2 separate regions of the Homo sapiens genome follow, and region 1 is linked to region 2. A link is a contact called in ENCODE Hi-C or POLR2A ChIA-PET data. All regions are on one chromosome and are shown on one strand. The core of a region is the stretch at or near the end of the contact, and the rest is flanking DNA. Distances in the headings are between cores, read along the strand shown.

Region 1 (4,446 bases), core at 1,550-4,049, 380 kb before region 2:
TATTCAATGATGTTTGCTAAAGACTGGAAGCGGACTACTCAGGACCAGTGCGGTGGGTGCTGGGACCAGGGCAGTGGGATTTTGCAGTGGTGGAGAGAGATTTAGGCTCCACTCTGAATATGGCTCCAGCAAGTGGGATTTGATAGCCCAGGAGCAGAGTGGGGTCCTCGGATGGAACATCACTAAGAACAAACAGCAGGGGTGGGGGGTTCTGGCTGAAGGGAGGCAGGGTCATTCGTCATCACCTGGGTGCCCGAGGACGAGCAGGCTGCCCTGACGAGGATGATCAGATACGGGGCGGGGCAGTTCTGGCTGAAGTCACTTAGCAGTGTTCTTGCTAAAACCGGATTTTGCAAGGAAGTGTGCAGGTGGCCTAGAAGGTTCAAGGGCCTGATAGAGTTTGGCCAAGCAAAGAATCTCGTCACTGAGAATTAGAATCAAGGGCAGGTGGCTAAATAGTGCCTTGTAGATTCTCTCCAGCTTTTGCGGCCCCTCCCTCCACATCCTGCTCTGGGTAGCCCCTATCCTGCAGCCATGACCCAGATTCCTGAAGAGGGGATGACTACACAGGGGCCTGGATGCTGGGTGGCGGCCTCAGGGGCGGGAGGCACCGGGAGAGGCCTGGCCGGAGAGCCCCAGGGACCCAGGTCAGGTCAGGACCCAGTGTGTAGCGGAGCTTGGGCTCATGAGGTCAGAGCTGGAGCCACTGCACATCGTCTCCCAGGGCCGGGGCTCCCAGAGGACATGCAGTGTCTGCAGTTTTCTGGGGTGCCCCCGTCCTCCGCGTGGCACTCTGCGTGTTGGGGGGCCTATTGCGAGCTGCTCATCCTGGCTTCTTGGGAGCAGCGTGGCCTGAGCAAGGGAGGCTGCCCAGGACCGGCGCCTGTGGGGCGGGGCTGGTCACAGGGTCTTGGTCCCCGAGGGCTGATTCCTGCTGAATGCTTCAATGGCCAAGGGTGGATCCCTCTCCTTCCAGCCTGAGGCTGTTTCAGGAAGAAACAGTCAGGCCCCGGCAGGTTTCCCTGCCCAAGGGGAGAGTCTGAGGAGGGGCCGACTCGGCAGGTGGAGCAGGGGGCCACTTTCATCGAGTTTGTGTTCAGAACTCACTCCAGGGTCCTTTTCTTTTGGGGCCAGGCAGGCAGCACCGTGTGGGACATTATTAGCAAGGAGAGGAGGGGCCCGGGAGAGCTCACAGGGCGTTTTGGGAGCTCCGTAGACAGGCAGGTCCTGAGGACTTTTGGAAAGGATAGAACAAGGTCCCGGGCAGCTTTGTGGTGGTCGAGAGCGAGGGAGGAGGTGGCCTCCCTGAGCGTGGATGGCTGGATGCAGGCCCCAGACCCAGGGGCAGAGGCCGAGAAGGGAAGGCGGGGGCCCAGGGACCACACTTGGCAGGGTGGAGGGGGCAGGGGGAGCCACTTGCTGGGGAAACTTCACCGGATGATCTGGGCTGAGGACGCGCGAGTGTGGAAGAAACGGCGCCTCCCCCGTGCCAGATGCTGCCCACCACCGGCACAGGGCCAGAGTTGGGGTCAGCAGGGCAGCCGTGTGCCCCCAGTGGGAGCTTGGAGGTCACGGAGGAAATGCGAGACCAGATGCAGGCAGGGGAGTCCTCCGGAGCCTGCAGGAGGGGGCCGCTGGCTCAGGGGCACCGGGAGACCCCCACATGGACAGGGTGGAAAGGGCTTTCTTCAAAGCCAGGATCTTGTCCCCATCACAGCGTCCCGCTACGCATTGGGAGCGCTTGCTGCCAGGAGGCTCCCCAGTCCCGCAGCAGCCCCTCAGCGGCTGCCCTCCAAGGAAGGGGCGCACAGACACTCCAGGGCTCCACAGCGCGCGGGCCAGGGGCCCCATCTACCCCCGGGGCAGCGGGACTGGGCGTGAGCCCGGCCTGGGACACAGCCCCTGCGACTGCACCATTGTTAGGGGCCTTCTCGGAGCTGGCAGACCTAGAACCAGGCCTAGGGGGTGGGGGTGTGCCTGGATGTGTGTTGCGGGGGTCTGAACCCTTAGTTAGGACCGGGGGCCCTCCTTTCCACTTCGTGCAGTCCCTGGGGTCTGGGGCATCCTAGCCATGCGTGGGGCCTCCCTGCTGGGATTGGAGACCCCCTGACAGCTGGGGCTGGTCCCAGCATTTTCGCTCTTCCCCCAGAAGGACTCAGATGCAGGGTCTTCTCTGCTCCCCGTCACACAGAGGGTGGCACCCCCGATGGGAACTCTCATTTATCACCAAACCAGAAGATAATGGAGAAACTGACAGAGAAGGGCTGCAAGCAGCTACCGCAGGGCGGTGTGTGGATGCAGATGGGATGGGCAGATGGAGGCGGGGGCCAGCATCGCTGCCTTCTTGCCCCTCCCAGAGGACCCCAGGTCCCCAGCTCGGGCGCCCCACCAGACTGGTAACACCTGCGTCTGCTGTTTGGCACCGGGGGATGAATCACTTGCTTTTCTTTCAACAGTGTTCTGTAGTTTCCAGTCTACAAGTCTTACACTTTTGGGTTAAATTTATTCATAATTATTTTATTATTTTTGATAATATTATAAATGGAATTGTTTACTTAATTTTACTTGAATTGTTCCTTGCTGGTGTATAAGTAGACATCTCATTTTTTTTAGTTGACCTCGTATGGTACAATCTCTTTGAACTCATTTATTATCACTGATGGTTTGTCTTTTTTTTTTTTTTTTTGAGCTTTCATTAAGGTTTTCTATAGATAAGATCATGTCAAGACACCCTCAGACCACAGGGCGGCGCCACCAGCCCGGCCGAGTGCAGCTGGAGCGCCGACGTCCCCGAGGATACACAGTGCTGAGGCAGAACGCAGGTTCGTCACAGTGGGCCTCCGTGGGCGGCGCCGCACGCTCGTCACAGTGGGCCTCCGCCGGCTACGCCGCTGCTTCAGTGGCTTGCAGGCACTTTCCTCTTGGAAGTGGCGACTGCTGCGGGGCTGAGCGGTGCTCGCACGCGTCTCGGGAGCCAGGTTGGCGGCGCGATGAGGCGCAGCAAGGCCGATGTGGAGCGGTACGTCGCCTCGGTGCTGGGTCTCACCCCGTCGCCTCGACAGGTGAGTGGGTCTGGAAGAGAGCGGCGGCCTCGACCCGGCCGGGCGGCGGCGGCCTCGACCCGGCCCGGCGGCGGCCTCGATGGGTCAGGGGTCATGGCTCCCGACGGGCGCTGCTCCCTGGCGCGCTCTGTTGAGGCGGCGGCCTCCACCCGGCCCGGCGGCGGCCTCGATGGGTCAGGGGTCATGGCTCCCGACGGGCGCTGCTCCCTGGCGCGCTCTGTTGAGGCGGCGGCCTCGACCCGGCCCGGCGGCGGCCTCGATGGGTCAGGGGTCATGGCTCCCGAGGGCGCTGCTCCCTGGCGCGCTCTGTTGAGGCGGCGGCCTCGACCCGGCCCGGGGGCGGCCTCGATGGGTCAGGGGTCATGGCTCCCGAGGGCGCTGCTCCCTGGCGCGCTCTGTTGAGGCGGCGGCCTCGACCCGGCCCGGCGGCGGCCTCGATGGGTCAGGGGTCATGGCTCCCGAGGGCGCTGCTCCCTGGCGCGCTCTGTTGAGGCGGAGGCCGGCTAGCGCAGTCCTGTGGGCGGCGTGGCGCTTGCAAGCGCAGGAAGAGTCCTGGGGGGACCGCGGCGGGCGGGAGACCTTTGGCGCCGGCTCTTCCTCTTTCTCCCGGTTTGTTCCCGACGGTGCTCGCTCGTGGGCTCGCCCTGGCCCGGGCTTTCTGGCCCCGTAGTACCCGCGCGGCCTAGTTCTCGGGGGCTTGGGCACCCGGGTGCTGTATCGGCGGGTTTCTTCCCATGTCCTGGACATTTACTTTATATGCCGCGGCGGAGGTCGTACCTCCTTGGCCTGGAGGAACCCAGTGGGGACTGACGCAGCTCCGGGTGAGCTTTGGCGGCTGCGTCGAGTGACAAGGTAGGCATCTCAGCGTGGACATTTGCAATGGCCCGATGGCACAAATGACACGGAAAGTCCCCTTGTTTTGAGTATGAGGTGTTTGTCGCTGTCCCTTTGTAAGGGTCCAGCTCCACTCCACTCCTCATACTCACCTCCCTCGCCCCCCTCCCCGCCCGGAACACTTTGGTAGCTGCCTTTGCTTAAAAAAAAAAAATTCTAAAGTTCTTACAAATCGTTAGTATGGCTTACAATTTTTAACCTTTTCCACAAGTGTTTTTAGGGTATTTTTCCTCTTTACAGGTAAATAATGTGATCTATTTTGGATTCAATAAGACTTTAGTCATTGGATCTAAAGAGTGACGGAAGAAGCTATTAAAGGTGGATGTGCGCAGAATCTTGAGTCAGTTTGCTTTGGCTTGAATAATCACAGCACTGTCGTTTATAAGCTGGGTATTTGGGGCCACTTACACTTTTCATCCATAGATGGAGTTGTAACATTGATAGAATTTGATAGGATGATCCATTTTAAACATTTAGGTTATTGCTTGAC
Region 2 (4,253 bases), core at 1,456-3,955:
CACCTGTAATCCCAGCTACTCAGGAGGCTGAGGCAGGAGAATCCCCTGAACCCGGGAGGTGGAAGTTGCAGTGAGCCAAGATTGTGCCACTGCACTCCAGCCTGGGCAGCAAAAGCGAAACTTCGTCTCAAAAAAAAAAAAAAAAAGACTGAGGCAGGTCTCTCCTCCAGGAAGCAGGGTTAGGTGACCCCCTTGGTGCTCCAGTAATATCCCAAGTATATCACAGTGTATATGACTATCTACTCATAAATCTGTTATCCGTATTATTGTGTGAACGTCTTGGGAGAAGGGGCTGTGGCTAAAATTCATCTTTGCAACAGCAATGACCAGTCTAACATATGACACACAGTGGTGCTTCAACCATTTGCTCCCTTGTACACTCAAAAGAACCATTTCTTGGCCAGGTGTAGTGGCTCATGCCTGTAATCCCAATACTTTGGGAGGCTGAGGCAGGAGGATGGCTTGAGGCCAGCAGTTAAAGACCAGCCTTGACAATATAGTGAGACCCCTATCTCTACAAAAAAATTTAAAAATTAACTGGTGTGTGGCATGTACCTATAGTCTTCGCTACGCAGGAGACTGAGACTAGAGGATTGCTTGAGCCCAGGAGTTTGAGGCTGCAGTGAGCCATATGACTGTGCCACTGCACTCCAGCCTAGGTAACAGAACAAGACTCTGTCTCAAACAAACAAAAACAAAGAAACAAAATTTCCTGATAGATTTGCAGTACAAATGAAAGAAAGCCCCACTCTCCTTTCCTGTTTCTGACAACCTGAAATGTGGAAAATATAAGTCCACTCTTGGGAGAGAAGGGCTTTTAGACTTCTGGCGGCCCAGGGTCACACAGGAGTAAAATTAGCCTAAAGGTCATGCAGCACTCAAGGAGCAAACTTCTCTTCCTCATGCAGGAAGAAGTACACTTGGCAAAGATCTTTGCAGGTATGTTCACAGTACACTTAGCAAAGATCTATACAGATATGTTCAAGTAATCCAACAATATGCATGCAACTGATTCACTTCCAATATAGTTATATTGACTATTCACTATCGTAGCAGCAGGAAGCCATGAGAGTAGTTCACTGAGTTCTACTTTTTCCCGTTCAGGAAATTAAATAATGGAGATGTGCAGACTATAACTGGCACACAAATTAGGTCACCAACCCAGAAGAATCCAATCCTGGAGGAAATGGCTGCACTAGGTCTTAAAAGATCCAGAAAGATACCCAGCGTGTTCCTCTGAGTAGCTTTTGTGTTGTGGGAAGTATTTGTAGTCTTTGGAACTACTTTCTTTTTCTGGTTAAGGAAATCAAAATATAAGTCTCATCTTTAGAACCTGGACATTATTTCATGCATGTGGAAAATACCCATCCCAAACAGTGCTGGATGAGTCATCTGACCCCAGAGAAGCCGGAGATAATGCCTCTTCCAGACTTCCTGTCTCTCTTTTGCAAGACTTTCCATAATTCTGCCCCTGCATCTCTCCCACATCATCTCCTCTAATTACCAGACGCCAAGTTTTCTAATAGCCTGCCTTGGAAAGAAGAGTTTCCACCCACTCATGCCTCCAGATTCGCCTTTCAAGCACTCCCTAATCACAAGTCCCGCCCCACCTACACACACACTCTCTCTCCCGGAACTGTGACAGGAACTGTAGAGAAATTCAGGAACTCAAGAAGAGAGAAATAGAGGTAGGGTGACTACTGCACGTTTCCCCCTCATTTAAATTTTTTCTTTCTTTTTTTTTTTTAAGGAAGCGGCAGACCCGCTTTCTAAGTTTATGCAGAAACTGAAGCGCTGGCAAGTCCTCCCTGCGGCCTCAGGGGTGTGGCCCACTGTGGCTGCATCCGGACAGGAAGAGTCGAATCCCAAAGATGCTGCTAGATGTGCCGAGAGATTCCTGATCCAGCCAAAACATGTCAGAGCAGAATGAGGGCCACGGCGTCGGGCATGGTGACCCTCAGTAACAGTCCGAGCGCTCGGACCCGAGGGCCGTCCCATGCGCAATCCTGACGGCTCTTGCCTGCAGCCCAGGTCGGGCCGGAGGAGGGGCCGCTCCCCGCTCCCCGGCTGTAACAGACAAAAGGCTCAGGGAGGGTATCAGGGGACCCGGTGCTGACCCGGCAGAGGCAGGGTGAACAAGCCCGGGGTCAAGCGAAGCCGCACGACGGCCCTGACGGCCCGAGACGTGCCACGCCTGGGTCCCGACACTCCACTTACGTCGTTGACTGTCTCTAACCAGAGCCCGAGCTCAGGGACCGCGCGCACAGCCGCCGGGGTCCAGCACAGGAGGCAGAGGGCGACGCGCAGCAGCGGGGCCCGGGCGGGAAAGCAGCGGCGGCGGCGTGGCAGGAGCCCGGCTACCGAGCGGCAGGCGGCGACCATCTTGACCAGGAAGCTGCACCTGGCGCTCCGAGACGCCTGCCACACCCGCACCTGGTGCAGCACCGCCCCAGGCAGGCGGGTCCGAATCCGGGACGCGGGGCTCGGACTCGGGTGTGGAGGAGGGGCTCGCGCTTGGGCCTGGGCGGAGAGGCGCCGTGCAGTTCTGGGAAACCCGGCCAGGACCGGGAGGCAGGGCTTAGGGCTCTGAGCCGGGCCCGAGCGTGCAGCTGGGAGATGCCTGGAAGGCAGAGATAGGAGCCAGGATGTGGAGTTGGCGGCGAGACGTGGAGGCTGGGCTCAGGGCCTAGCGTGGGCGTGAAGATAGAAGAGGAGCCGGAACGTGCAAGGGAGGGCTGGCAGCCCGAGCGCGGAGGCGGGGCCGGGTAGGGAGGCGCCGCCGGAGTGTGGAGACGAGGCGGGGCTCGGGAGTGTGGGGGCGGGGTGGGAGGCGTGGCTCGGGGCCAAGCTGGGTGTGGGGACAGGGCAGGGTTGGAGGCGGGCTCGGGACTGTGGAGGCGGGGCGGGGCTCGGGACCAGGGCGGAGTGCGGAGGCAGGGTGCCCCAGGAAGGAAGAGCTTGGGGCCAGGCCGAGCGTGGAGGCGGGGCCGTGTGGAGGCGGGGCCGTGTGGAGGCGGGGCCGTGTGGAGGCGGGGCCGTGTGGAGGCGGGGCCGTGTGGAGGCGGGGCCGTGTGGAGGCGGGGCCGTGTGGAGGCGGGGCCGTGTGGAGGCGGGGCCGTGTGGAGGCGGGGCCGTGTGGAGGCGGGGCGGGGCTCGGGACCAGGCCGGAGTGCGGAGACAGAGTGCCCCAGGAAGGAAGAGCTTGGGGCCAGGCCGAGCGTGGAGGCGGGGCCGCGTGGAGGCGGGGCCGTGTGGTGGCGGGGCCGTGTGGAGGCGGGGCGGGGCTCGGGACCAGGCCGGAGTGCGGAGACAGAGTGCCCCAGGAAGGAAGAGCTTGGGGCCAGGCCGAGCGTGGAGGCGGGGCCGCGTGGAGGCGGGGCCGCGTGGAGGCGGGGCCGGGATTTGGAGGCAAGACCCGGCGGGGAGGCGGAGCCTGAGCGTAAAGGCGGGGCTGGTCAGGGAGATGGGGTCGGAGTGGGGAGGCGGAGTTGAGGACCAGGCAGTAGTGTGGAGACGGGGCTGGACGAGAAGGGCTTGGGGTTAGGCCGTAGTGGGGAGGCCAGGTTGGGCGAGGAAGCAGGGCTTGGAGCAAGCCCTAGTACGGAGACGGGACTGGGCGGGGAGGCGTGGCCTGAGTGAGGAGACGGGCCTGAGTGGGGAGGCGGGGCCTGAGTGGGGAGGCGGGGCCTGTCTGGGAGATGAGGCGCAGTGGGGAGGCGGGGCTCGCCGCCAGCGAGCGCGAGTGTCAAGGTCCTGGAGTCGAATGCCTAGTAAGTGCTACGGTTGGAGTGCAGTCTAGAGTTCTGTTCCCAGGGTGTCTCCATTTCTTGCGTCTTCTACACTTACCCCTGCCTCGACCCTCTCAGCTGTATGGAAACCGTTCTTTAAATTCAGGGAATGTGCCAGGAAAGTGCTTTGAGGCCAAGGCCAGTTGAACACAAGGCATTGTGTTGTGAAGGTTAACGTTAATAGGACAGTTAATACTTTTCAGAACAAGTAGTTACTTGACTGGCTTAAAGCTCAGAGGGGTCAGGGCTTGGATCCGTCTTATTGTGTACCTTCCCTTGCATTTTCGGCTGTAAGCTGAATACATGTTTTGCTGTCAAAGAGAATTAGTTCATTCATTATCAAATGTAAATAATATCCAGCAAGGGAATAGAATCCTGTGCTAATATTGTTATTAACGTAGAATAAGATCGATTTATAGTCCAAAGGCCTTGGCTGCTTTACCAGTCACCAGTAATTATTGAGGA

The links. Hi-C counts contacts between places; a loop is a spot of excess contacts on that map. ChIA-PET counts read pairs that join two places held with the same protein, here RNA polymerase II (POLR2A). Pooled maps may share reads with other maps.
Region 1: a loop to region 2 is called in a map of ascending aorta, with 7 times the contacts of the local background. The contact joins the promoter of RGPD8 here to the promoter of TMEM87B in region 2. A Hi-C loop is called at or near these places in 4 of 168 maps with a recorded cell type or tissue (CD14-positive monocyte, ascending aorta, cardiac septum and 1 more), 5 of 37 single-sample maps with no recorded cell type and 19 of 50 pooled maps. POLR2A ChIA-PET finds 5 or more read pairs at or near these places in 2 of 52 experiments (T-cell and activated B cell).

Annotation. Positions count from the first base shown.
Region 1 is chr2:112,431,998-112,436,443 of GRCh38, reverse strand. It overlaps RGPD8 (RANBP2 like and GRIP domain containing 8), which reads left to right and starts at 2,799. Exons shown (of 23, transcript NM_001164463.1): 1 at 2,799-3,062. The coding sequence starts at 2,991. RefSeq lists an enhancer at 1,233-2,211.
Region 2 is chr2:112,053,721-112,057,973 of GRCh38, reverse strand. It overlaps TMEM87B (transmembrane protein 87B), which reads right to left and starts at 2,705. Exons shown (of 19, transcript NM_032824.3): 1 at 2,218-2,705. The coding sequence starts at 2,382. RefSeq lists enhancers at 1,564-1,903, 1,934-2,003 and silencers at 2,734-3,463, 3,664-3,713.